Regions from separate parts of the Homo sapiens genome. Here region 1 is linked to region 2. Evidence: chromatin contacts called from ENCODE Hi-C or POLR2A ChIA-PET data. All regions are on one chromosome and are shown on one strand. The core of a region is the stretch at or near the end of the contact, and the rest is flanking DNA. Distances in the headings are between cores, read along the strand shown.

Evidence for each region. A loop is a pair of places that touch in the nucleus more often than their neighbours do. ChIA-PET counts read pairs that join two places held with the same protein, here RNA polymerase II (POLR2A). Pooled maps may share reads with other maps.
Region 1: a loop to region 2 is called in a map with no recorded cell type, with 18 times the contacts of the local background. The contact joins the promoter of PDPK1 here to the promoter of PGP in region 2. A Hi-C loop is called at or near these places in 4 of 168 maps with a recorded cell type or tissue (CD8-positive, alpha-beta T cell, ascending aorta, naive thymus-derived CD4-positive, alpha-beta T cell and 1 more), 4 of 37 single-sample maps with no recorded cell type and 17 of 50 pooled maps. POLR2A ChIA-PET finds 5 or more read pairs at or near these places in 12 of 52 experiments (AG04450, B cell, CD4-positive, alpha-beta T cell and 8 more).

The regions. Positions count from the first base shown.
Region 1 is chr16:2,536,768-2,542,925 of GRCh38, reverse strand. PDPK1 (3-phosphoinositide dependent protein kinase 1) reads right to left here and starts at 4,905. Exons shown (of 14, transcript NM_002613.5): 1 at 4,790-4,905. The coding sequence starts at 4,813. RefSeq lists enhancers at 2,657-2,746, 3,810-4,510 and silencers at 4,629-4,758, 4,769-4,978, 5,089-5,398.
Region 2 is chr16:2,213,385-2,219,928 of GRCh38, reverse strand. It overlaps PGP (phosphoglycolate phosphatase), which reads left to right and starts at 5,089. Exons shown (of 2, transcript NM_001042371.3): 1 at 5,089-5,791; 2 at 5,876-6,544. The coding sequence starts at 5,152. The coding sequence ends at 6,201. RefSeq lists enhancers at 4,687-4,981, 6,003-6,132 and silencers at 4,513-5,172, 5,513-5,562.

The sequences.
Region 1 (6,158 bases), core at 3,656-6,155, 320 kb before region 2:
AATCCTGACTGGCATCCTGCTGAGACACACAGCCTCTCCTCAGCCCTCTCCAGCACGGGGAGAGGGCACTGTCACCAGCTCCGCAAACACGCAGGAGACGGGGACCTCCAGAACTAACGTCCTTGGTCTCCAGACCTACCTTCAAACCTCATCTTTAAATATTTCGAATCCCTGCGTGCTACAAGCTGACTTGAAACACAGATTGGGCCGGTCCCAGCACGGTGGCTGGTAGAGAGGGCATCTGATCTTGTCTGTGGAATGACGGAAGTCACTGGACTGTCCAGGAACTACATGCCCACCTTCATCAGATGGAAACCACACACTTGTTTATTCTGCAGGGGGCCGTGTGCTCAACAGTGAGCTGCTAATGTCAGGCTTGTCCATCTTTTTCATACACAGGCTCTACAGTACTGTCAGTTCCCAATTCTGTGGGTCCCTGTATAATCCAACTCTTTAAACAGAAACCAGGCTGGGTGCGGCGGCTCATGCCTGTAATCCCAGCACTTTGGGAGGCCGAGGCGGGAGGATCCCTTGAGACCAGAAGTTTGAGTAGCCTGGGCAACATAGTGAGACCTCATCTCAATAAATAAATTAAATAAATAAATAATGTAGGTGGTGCGCACCTGTAATCCCAGCTACTTGGGAGCCTGAGGCACGAGAATCACTTGAACCCATGAGGCGGAGGTTGCAGTGAGCCAAAATCATGCCACTGTACTCCAGCCTGCGTGACAGAACGAGACTGTCTCGAAAAAATAAATAAATAAACAAACAGAAACCAGAATCAGGTGCTCTTATAAGGGATGTGTAGCCCAGAAACTCAATCTTAACACATTCTAAATGACCTGGAATTTCTTGGAGCAAAAATTCCAGTTTAAATATCAGGAAAATTGTCTAGACTAAGAGAATGGAAACGGACTTTGTGCAACCAACATCAGGTACAGAAAAGAGACCCCAACAATCATCATGAACCCAAACAGGCCTTTCTCCTCACTAAGAGAAGAGAACACACACAACCCATGCCTTGTTACTCTTTGAGAAGATGTGCCCTGCCTGTGATCTAGCAGCTAGAGACGGAACATACAACCTGTTCTCAATATTCAAATAATTTTTTAAAGGACATGGTATCACACTGAGCAAGTGAATAATGCAATTCTGCTGTAGAAGAATGCACGGCTGAAAAGACCTGAGCAACTCATGTCCAAAACTTGCAGTTTCCACAGCAGCACTTCCTCCCAGCACACTGCCCTTTGAACCTGCTTTCTAAACAACTGTGCTGGGCAGCCCAGTGGCCACATGTCATCGCACAGCAGGTGTGGAGCAGCATAGAGCACCCTGGCCCTCGCACCTGCTTGGGGGACTGTTTCTGCACCCAGGGCTTCTCTGCAGCCACAACCTGCCCCACACAGAACTGCAGCACCACGTGGCATCCTGTCCATTTCCTCAGAAGGGGAAAGTGCCACGCCAGTGCCCACTCTCTTCCAAACACATCCTCTCAGAAGGGACTGGCCACGCTTGCCCCCTCATTTCTGCAGCGCTTCCCAGTTCATCACCTGCTTGCCAGACTCCGTCTCCCACCGGTGTCAATCAGCTGCCCTGGAGCATCTAAACCCTGGGTCAGGCGGCTCAGGGGATGAGTGCATAGACTGAAAAAGGAACACTCCCTGTTTCTCCCCAAAACTGTGCTGAAGGCAGTCTAGAGGGCCAAGACCTGTCAAGAAGAGCTGCCCAAGGCCTCTTTTCAGGCCCCACATCTCTGCAGGCTGCTGCTGGATCCTTCTCATAAGAACACATCTCAGAAAAGCAGAACAAACCACTTCCCTCTTACCACTGGGAGCTCACCTTGCCAGCTCTAGACTCAGCTTGGACTGGCTGTCAGGGCAACGTTGCGTACAGGAATACATCACACTATGCACCAGACCAGCCACATAAGGAGGAACTCCCCAAAAGGAGAGAGAAAATCGAAAGCCACTTCTCTCCATGCTCCCTGCTTCTCCCCTCACCTTCCCCTAAGGATGCAGCCACCTTTGCAAAAGACAGAACCACCCTAGGGAGGGCAGGAGGCCACTCTGCCTAGTCCCCCAATTCTACCTTCAGCAAAATCATTACATGTTTCTTTGTTCCAAAGGGAGGATTTCAAGCCTCACCCATTCAGAGTATCGGCCCTCAAACAAGGCCGAATCACAGCCTCTTCCCAAACAGCTGCTTTCTGACAGCAGGAGGCTGAAACAGGCCCCGGGGTCACAGAGTTCAGCCATCTGCCAAAGAAATATGTACAGTTCTTCCATATGAAGACACCCCTCCTACCTCCAGCACGGCATGGTCAAGACATTCAGGCCCAATCCCTGGGAAGACATCCTGGGCAGTGGCACTGAAGATTTCCTTACAGAGTGCTGGGCTGAGCTGCCCGGCAGACCCTCCCTCAGGGGCTCCGAACGTGAGGGGCAGGGTGACACTGGAGTCTCTACCACTTATGAGGCAGGTACCTAACGCCTCTGCAGCTCAGCTTCTGCACCCGTAAAATGGGAACAACACCTACCTCGCAATGAGGTGTGAAAGTACCTAGGGAAGCGCCTGTCTTGAGTAGTCAGATCAAGAAATGGTACTCACTGCCTCTGGCCCACTTAGCATCAGACTGGGCCAGGCCACTGTCTGCCTTCACGCTCGCACTGCTCCCCCTGTTGGCTGTCCACGCGGACACACAAGGGAAAGTTCACTGGGAAGGGGGCTTCTCACACAGGGCCTACAGGGCCACCCTAAAGTCCAGATGCAAACCCACTTGAACCCTGAAGATCTATCCATCCTCAGGTGAAAATCCAGGATCAGGGCTGCCTCTACCATTACAGACAGGAAACACGGCATGTTCTCACATACGTACACATGGGGGAATCCAGCTGACAGATGCAAAACGCTCGTTCGTGACACTTCCTCATGTGGAAATCCATCTTGCATTCTATCATTCTTGCTCACTGGATTCCAGTGTTTTTGTGCAAAAAAGCCATCTCATGCGAAGAAAACTGCAGATATGAAATGTCCATCATGTGGAACTGCCAAGGCCATGAGAAAATTTGCTCTTTCCTCTTCCCGTGGATGACACCAAATACACACCTTGCATTGGAACAGCGTTACTGGGTGCGAGTTAACCTCACAAATTTCGCCATGACTGTCACTGGGTGCAGGTTAACCTCACAAACTTCGACATAACTCTCGGCCCCAGCCTCCACTGAGCCTGGCCAATCCGCCTAATTCATGTTTTTATGTTACCCGGGCCACTCTGGTGTACAGCCACACATGTCGAAATAGCGAAAGGCATCCCTTCAACATTTTTCTCAGCTGAACCTTCTTCCTTAACACGCATCTCTACAAAGTCCACGAGTGAGCTGCAGAAAGTTCAAGAGCCTCCTGACGTAGTTACAAAATTCAGCGTCACTCTGCCTTTTTCTCAGAAGAGGGCCCATACCTTTCCTCAGGTTCTCAAACAGACTCACAACCCCCCACTCCCCGCCCCACAAAAAAAAAGATCAAGAACGCCTATCAAAAAGCCACATCTGCCGGGCGTGGTGGCTCACGCCTGTAATCCTAGCACTTTGGGAGGACGAGGCGGGCAGATCACTTGAGGTCAGGAGTTCCAGACCAGCCTGGCCAACATGGCGAAACACCTTCTCTACTAAAAATACAAAAATTAGCCGGGCATGGTGGCATACGCCTGTAATCCCAGCTACTCAGGAGGCTGTGGCAGGAGAATCGCTTGAACCCGGGAGATGGAGGTTGCAGTGAGCTGAGATCGCATCACTGCACTCCAGCCTGCGCGTCGAGAGGGAGACTCCATCAAAAAAAAAAAAAAAAAAAAGCCGCATCCTGGAAGACACGGGATCAATTAAATTTCTTGGGTTTTCCTTCATTTAAAATATTTGCCTTTTAAATCAAATGTTAAAGCCATGTAGACGTTCTTCCATCACCCACTGCACATCGCATACAAGGCATAAATTTTTAAACCGTCGTCCCCAGACTGTAGAACTTAGCATATGGAAAACATAAAAACACGAGGGATACTTTTAGCGATAGAGAGAAAATATAGAAACACCAGCGACACTTTTAGCAAAACATTTCACCCAACAAGTGGTTTGTTTTGGTCCTTCCCCTAAAATCCCTCCTACCTGTCAAGCTCACTTTCCCCTCGGTGATCCTGCACATTCGGCCTCCCAGGGGCTTCCCACAACGCTGAGCACAGCCACGGGCAGCAAAAGCACCCAAATGCCCCTTGGCCGGGCCGTGAAAGGCGAGTTTTCCCGACCACTGTCATCAAGAATCTGGAAAAGGGGGCCCAGGAGCATCAGGTGCTTTCAGCAAGAACTTGCACCTTCTGCTTCTCTCGCAGGCGGAGGCGCCAAGGACCCCGTTCCAGGTGGAAGCCCAGGGCGGTTCCTCTACAGACAGAACCGAAAGGTAACCCTGGAGGCTCGGCTCCAGGCTGCGCCAAGCCGAAAACAAACTTTCCAGGCACTTCCACCCCGCTGGGCCGGGTGACACCTCCCGGCCTCCCCCGCCCTCCGCGCGTCTGTCAGCGCCCCCGGCCAGGCCGCCGCCCGCCGCAACCCAGGCCCGGTCTCCCCGCCGCAGCCAAGCAGCGCCCTCGGCCGGCGCCCGCCATCCCCGGCCCGGCCGCCCGGCTGCAGGTAAGGAGGCACCCGGCCCTCGGGACCCCGGGCCGCCCCGCCTCGCCGGACCCGGGCGGCCGCCGGACCCGGCAGGGTAACAAACCGGCGCGTCCAGTCCGCCGCCGCGCGCTCACCAGCTGGCTGGTGGTCCTGGCCATGGGCCCCGCGTCGGCGCGGGCGCCTCCCCCGCAGCGCTGCGCGGCTCGGCGCCTCCTCAGCGTCCTCCTCCCCGAAGCGGAGCCCCAGCAATGGCCGCCCTCATCCTGCGCCCGCCCCGTCGCCCGCCGCCCCCCGCCCCCGGCGCCGCCCCGCCCCCGCGCGGCGCCGGGCAGGACTTCCGTCGCGCCGCAGCCGACGCCCGCGCCCATTGGCCGCGCCCATCGTCGCTCCGCCGCGGCCTTAGTGGGCTCCGCCTCCGCTCCAGCTGCATTTCCGGGTTGGGGCCTGGCGGGCGGGAGAGGCCCGACCCCGCCTGGGGAGGGGGACCTCGCGCGAACCAATCCCAGGGCCTGCGGGGCGGGGCTGGGCGGGGCTGGGCGGGGCAGGGGGCGAGCTGTCATTCCGGCATCCCAGACCGGGAAACTGAGGCTCAGAGGGGACCAGGCTCCGGCCAAGGTCACGCCCGAGGTAGCGGCGGAGCTGTGCTCGAACCCGGAACTCGGATTCCGGAGCCGGCTCTGCGTAAACTCAGAGGCGCAACTTTGCTAGTTTCACAACTAACAAGCGTTCACGGAAGGAAATCTGGGCTATCAAGTCACATTCACGGCCGGGCACGGTGGCTCACTTTGGGAGGCGGAGGTCGAGGCGGGCGGATCACTTGAGGTGAGGAGTTCGAGGCCAGCCTGCCAACATGGAGAAACCCTGTCTCTACTAAAAATATACAATTAGCCGGGCGCCTTGTAGTTGTTAATGTCGATAATGTTTTTTTGTGTTTTTTTGTTTTGGGTTTTTGGTTTTTTTGAGATGGAAATTTGCTCTGTTGCCCAGGCTGGAGTGCAGTGGCTCGATCTCTGCTCACTGCAACCTCCGCCTCCCGGGTTGAAGCGATTCTCCTGCCTCAGCCTCCCGAGTAGCTGGGACTACAGGCATGTGCCACCACACACAGGCAAATGTTTGTATTTTTTTGTAGAGACAGGGTTTCACCATGTTGGCCAGGGGCTGGTCTCCAACTCCAGTGATCTGTCTGTCTCCGCCTCCCAAAGTGCTGGGATTACAGGTGTGAGTCACCACGCCCGGCCAACTTTATTTTTTTTTGAGACAGAGTCTCTGTCGCCCAGGCTGGAGTGCAGTGGCGCGATCTCGGCTCACTGCAAGCTCCGCCTCCCGGGTTCACTCCATTCTCCTGCCTCAGCCTCTCCGAGTAGCTGGGACTACAGGCGCCCGCCACCACGCCCAGCTAATTTTTTTGTATTTTTAGTAGAGACAGGGTTTCACCGTGGTCTCAATCTCCTGACCTCGTGATCCGCCCGCCTCTGCCTCCCAAAGTGCTGGGATTACAAGCGT
Region 2 (6,544 bases), core at 3,840-6,339:
GGGGCGCCTCTGCCCGGCCACCCCTACTGGGAAGTGAGGAACCCCTCTGCCCGGCCACCACCCCGTCTGGGAGGTGTGCCCAACAGCTCATTTAGAACGGGCCAGGATGACAATGGCGGCTTTGTAGAATAGGAAGGCGGGAAAGGTGGGGAAAAGATTGAGAAATCGGATGGTTGCCGTGTCTGTGTAGAAAGAGGTAGACATGGGAGACTTTTCATTTTGTTCTGTACTAAGAAAAATTCTTCTGCCTTGGGATCCTGTTGATCTGTGACCTTATCCCCAACCCTGTGCTCTCTGAAACATGTGCTGTGTCCACTCAGGGTTGAATGGATTAAGGGCGGTGCAAGATGTGCTTTGTTAAACAGATGCTTGAAGGCAGCATGCTCCTTAAGAGTCATCACCACTCCCTAATCTCAAGTACCCAGGGACACAAACACTGCGGAAGGCTGCAGGGTCCTCTGCCTAGGAAAACCAGAGACCTTTGTTCACTTGTTTATCTGCTGACCTTCCCTCCACTATTGTCCTATGACCCTGCCAAATCCCCCTCTGTGAGAAACACCCAAGAATGATCAATAAAAATAAAAATAAAAATAAAAATAAAAATAAAAAAAGAGGTGAGGCCTTTAAGAGGCAAAGGGGGCCGGGAGCGGTGGCTCACGCCTGTAATCCCAGCACTCTGGGAGGCCGAGGCAGACGGATCATCTGAGGTCAGAAGTTTGAGACCAGCCTGGCCAACACAGCAGAAACCCCCATCTCTATTAAAAATACAAAAGTTGGGCCGGGCACGGTGGCTCATGCCTGTAATCCCAGCACTTTGGGAGGCCGAGGCGGGGGGATTAAAAGGTCAGGAGTTCAAGACCATCCTGACCAACATGGTGAAACCCCGTCTCTACTAAAAATACAAAAATTAGCCAGGCCTGGTGGCATGTGCCTGTAATCCCAGCTACTCAGGAGGCTGAGGCAGGAGAATCGCTTGAACCTAGGAGGTGGAGGTTGCAGTGAGTCGAGATCATGCCATTGCACTCCAGCCTGGGCAACAGAGCGAGACTCTGTCTCAAAAAAAAAAAAAAAAAAAAAAAAAAGTTGCCGGGCGCGGTGGCTCACGCCTGTAATCCCAGCACTTTGGGAGGCCAAGGAGGGCGGATCACGAGGTCAGGGTATTGAGACCATCCTGGCTAACATGGTGAAACCCTGTCTCTACTAAAAAAAAAAAAAAAAAATCAGCCGGGTGTGGTGGCACACGCCTGTAGTCCCAGCTACTCGGGAGGGCGAGACAGGAGAATCGCTTCAACCCGGAGGCGGAGGTTGCAGTGAGCCGAGATCGCGCCACTGCACTCCAGCTTGGGCAACAGAGCGAGACTCGGTCTCAAAACGAACAAAAAAAAAATACAAAAGTTAGCCAGGTGTGGTGACACACACCTATAATCCCAGCTACTAGGGAGGCTGAGGCAGGAGAATTGCTTGAACCTGGTGGGGCGGAGGTTGCAGTCAGCTGAGATGGCACCACTGCCCGCCAGCCTGGGTAACAAAGTGAGACCGTATCTCAAAAAGAAAAGGGCATCCTGATCAGGTGACCTCAGGCCCTGCTTTGCCCAGAGCCCAGGCCACTGGCAAGCATGGGAGTGGATAGACCCTTGGAAGGCAGAGAGGCCAGGCACAGGCAGCAAGACTAGACCCTCCCTTTCTCCAAACGGCCTCCTTTCCCATGCAGGCCTCAGCCTGGCTCAACAGAATAATGCCTGTGGACATTCCACAGCCAGACCCAAACAGGAACTACAAAATCCTTTTTTTTTTTTTTTTTGAGATCGAGTCTCACTCTGTCACCCAGGCTGGAGTGCAGTGGTGCAACCTTGGCTCACTGCAACCTCCGCCTCCTGGGTTCAAGCAATTCTGCCTCAGCCTCCCAAGCGTGTGCTACCACGCCCGGCTAATTTTGTATTTTTAGTAGAGATGGGGTTTCTCCATGTTAGTAAGGCTGGTCTCTAACTCCTGACCTCAGGTTATCTGCCCTCCTCGGCCTCCCAAAGTGCTGGGATTACAGGCGTGAGCCACCGCGCCTAGCGGGCTACTTATATTTTCTATTGCAATGTAAATTGATGCAACTCTGTTAAGGTGAAATAGTGTCTGTTCTCGTGCCACTGAAAGCCATCCCCAGGTCGGCTTGCAGTACAAGATCCTTACTTGGGGAGACACTGGGGCCATCCCCTCACAGATAGAGACTGAATGCCTCCTGTGTGGGGGGCACCCAAAGGGGTCCTCTAGCCCCAGATGCAGGGCCACATCACCCTGTTCCCAAAGTCAGTCCTCTCCTATAAAGCGCACTTTCCTCCCAGCCTCCGCCAGGACCTTCCCCACAAGTGACCATGCCTCCCCTCCTACCTGCACACATACAGGCATATTCTGAGGACGTTAAGCCGACCAGATGGGGCAGAGCTCAGCTTTGGGGTTGACTGAGTTTAATCCCAACTCAACCTTGTCCAGCCGGCGACTCTCGGTGGCTCAGTTTGGCCATCTATAAATGGAGATGTGAATAATCCCTGCCTCTCAGGCCTGTCCTGTGACTCTGAGGAGGTAATGCAGGGAAGGAGCGGTGCAGCGGCCTAGGTGCTCACAGAGTGCCCAGGAAGCCAAGGCAGCCGGGCAAGTGTGGGAGAAGATGGCCCATGGCTGGGTATCATCAACAGTTCCCATTCCAGCCGTTGTCTCAAATCAACTACCTGTTGCTCTGTGGTAAAAGCAGAGTGTGATTCTTGTCAAATCCAGTTCTGCTCAAAGTCAAAGTCATCTTTTTTTTTTTTTTTTTTTTTTTTGATAGGAGTCTTGCTCTGTTGCCCAGGCTGGAGTGCAGTGGTGCAATCTCGGCTCACTGCAGCCTCCGCCTCCCAGGTTCAAGCGATTCTCCTGCCTCATCCTCTCAAGTAGCTAAGATTACAGGCATGTGCCACCACATACGGCTAATTTTTGTACTTTTGGCAGAGATGGGGTTTCACCATATTGGCCAGGCTGGTCTCCAACTTCTGACCTCAGGTGATCTGCCCGCCTCGGCCTCCCAAAGGGCTGGGATCATAGGTGTGAGCCACAGCACCCAGCCAGGATGAATTTCACAAACATTATGTTAAACCGTAGAAGCAAGAGCCAGAAGCACATACCGTATAATCCCAAGTATAAAGCAGTCCGGAGGCTTGGTTGTGACTCTATGGTGATAGGAGTCAGAAAAGTAGTCAGCAATGTGCTATCTGCTATTGACTGGATAGGAACAAGAGGGAACTTCCTGGGGTGTTGGAAATACTTTATACTTTGGTCTGGGTTATGTTTACACAAGCATATACATATGTAAAAAAATCTGCTGGGTGCGGCAGCTCACGCCTGTAATCCTAGCCCTTTGGGAGGCCAAGACAGGAGGATCACTGGAGGCCAGGAGTTGGAGACCAGCCTGGCCAACATAGTGGGACTCCGTCTCTACAAAAAATTTAAATTAAAAAAAAAATTAGGCGTAGTGGCACACACCTCTGGTCCCAAATACTTTGGAGGCTTAGGTAGGAGCATCACATGAGCCTAGGAGGTCAAGGATACAGTGAGCTGTGATAAGGCTACAGTGAGCTGTGATCTAGCCACTCCACTCCAGCCTGGGGGACAGAGCAAGACCCTGTCGCAAAATATATATATACATGTAAAAATGTAAAACTTCCGGCCGGGCGCCATGGCTCACGCCTGTAATCCCAGCACTTTGGGAGACCAAGGTGGGCGGATCACGAGATCAAGAGATCAAGACCATCCTGGCTAACACGGTGAAACCCCGTCTCTACTAAAAAATACAAAAAAATTAGCCAGGCGTGGTGGCCGGCGCCTGTAGTCCCAGCTACTCAGGAGGCTGAGGCAGAAGAATGGCGTGAACCCGGGAGGCGGAGCTTGCAGTGAGCCGAGATCGCGCCACTGCACTCCAGCCTGGGCAACAGAGCAAGAGACTCCGTCTCAAAAAATAATAATTAAAAAAATAAAAGGCCGGGCGCGGTGGCTCACGCCTGTAATCCAAGCACTTTGGGAGGCCGAGGCGGGCGGATCACGAGGTCAGGAGATCGAGACCATCCTGGCTAACACGGAGAAACCCCGTCTCTACTAAAAATACAAAAAATTAGCCGGGCGTGGTGCCATGCGCCTGTAGTCCCAGCTACTCGGGAGGCTGAGGCAGGAGAATGGCGTGAACCCGGGAGGCGGAGCTTGCAGTGAGCCGAGATGGCGCCACCGCACTCCAGCCTGGGCGACAGAGCGAGACTCCGTCTCAAAAAGTAAATAAATAAGTAAATAAAATAATAATAAATGTAAAACTTCCATCGAGCTGCACGGTTTTCATGCCCTTTACTGTAATGTTTTGCCTCAATTAAATACCTAATAATTGATGACGATGACGGCGAGCAATCACTGAGTACCAGGTTCTAGACAGTGTCCTTAGACCCTAATCCCCCAGCCTGGTAATGGCTGGTTCGTGTTACCTCCAAGGAACCGGGAACGCGTTTTTGCAAAGGACTGAGGCGCGTACTCACGCCTGCCGGGGAAGGAGCCCCGGGCTGGCTCGCGGGACTGGCCGGTAAGCGACCCACGTGGTGGCCCCGTGTCCCGAGCGCGTCCACGGCACAGAGGCACGGGCACGGCCGACGAAGGTGCCCCGGCCCCCTCCCGCGGCGCTCCTGCGAGAGCCCCGCCCATGCCCGCGGGAGAGACCGGCCAATGGACAGCCGGCCTGGCCCGGGTCACTCCGTGAAGGGCCTCGTCACCTAGGCTGACCACTCGCTTCCAATGGGTGAGCGGCCCGCGGCAGCCCGGGAACAGCGGCCTTGCGCCTGCGCTGCTCTCCCCTCTGGCGCATTTCCGCAGCGAGCGCTTCACTCCGAATGCCGGTTGGAGCCCTGCCAGCCAATCACCGGGGCGTCCCAAGGCCGGTAGCCAATGATCGCCCCTCTCCCCGCGCCGGGCCTCACCGATTGGCGCTGAGCTCCCGCAGCCCGCGGGAGGCGGGGGCGGATTGGCGAAGGTGCAGGCCAATGGGCGGCGGGCGCGAGGCGCTGGGCCAATGAGCGCCCCGGGGGCGGGGAGGGCGCCGCGGCGGGCGGCTGCGAGGAGCGGCCGGCGGGCGGCGGCGGCCGGCGGGCGGCGATGGCGGCGGCGGAGGCCGGTGGCGACGACGCCCGCTGCGTGCGGCTGAGCGCCGAGCGGGCACAGGCGCTGCTGGCCGACGTGGACACGCTGCTGTTCGACTGCGACGGCGTGCTGTGGCGCGGGGAGACCGCCGTGCCTGGCGCGCCCGAGGCCCTGCGGGCGCTGCGAGCCCGCGGCAAGCGCCTGGGCTTCATCACCAACAACAGCAGCAAGACCCGCGCTGCCTACGCCGAGAAGCTGCGGCGCCTGGGCTTCGGCGGCCCCGCGGGGCCCGGCGCCAGCCTGGAGGTCTTCGGCACGGCCTACTGCACCGCGCTCTACCTGCGCCAGCGCCTGGCCGGCGCCCCCGCGCCCAAGGCCTACGTGCTGGGCAGCCCAGCCCTGGCCGCGGAGCTGGAGGCCGTGGGCGTCGCCAGCGTGGGCGTGGGGCCCGAGCCACTGCAGGGCGAGGGTCCCGGCGACTGGCTGCACGCGCCGCTGGAGCCCGACGTGCGCGCGGTGGTGGTGGGCTTTGACCCGCACTTCAGCTACATGAAGCTCACCAAGGCCCTGCGCTACCTGCAGCAGCCCGGCTGCCTGCTCGTGGGCACCAACATGGACAACCGGCTTCCGCTTGAGAACGGCCGCTTCATCGCGGGTCCGTGCGCCCTGGGGCGGGAGGCTGGGGGGCGGGCGGCGGGCCCCCTCCCTGCCCTTTGACCCGGTCCCCTGTGCCCCGCAGGTACCGGGTGTCTGGTCCGAGCCGTGGAGATGGCCGCCCAGCGCCAGGCCGACATCATCGGGAAGCCCAGCCGCTTCATTTTCGACTGCGTGTCCCAGGAATACGGCATCAACCCCGAGCGCACCGTCATGGTGGGAGACCGCCTGGACACAGACATCCTCCTAGGCGCCACCTGTGGCCTGAAGACCATCCTGACCCTCACCGGAGTCTCCACTCTAGGGGATGTGAAGAATAATCAGGAAAGTGACTGCGTGTCTAAGAAGAAAATGGTCCCTGACTTCTATGTTGACAGCATAGCCGACCTTTTGCCTGCCCTTCAAGGTTAAAGATTGAGTGTCTTTAATCTGCAGAATAAAAAAAAAGAAATTGAAAACCAGTTACCCAAATTAATAGGTGGGGCTTAAGCATCTGCTCGGCTAAGTGGCTTCAAAGAGTGTAATTGGAGTTAAGCAAAGGCATTCATTGTTAACCTTGTAAGTACACGTTTGGGGGACGATTTTGTTTACAGATGCTTGTAATCGAAGATGCACTTTTAGGCTTGGAAGGCGTTGTGGGCTGGGTTCTGGGCCTTGGGTGGGGTTGGCAGGGGCAGGCTCTGCACCTGTCCGGGATTCAGGTAACCAGGGCCTGCCGATGGGACTGAGGCGGGTCTAGGGGTGTGTGTCCTGT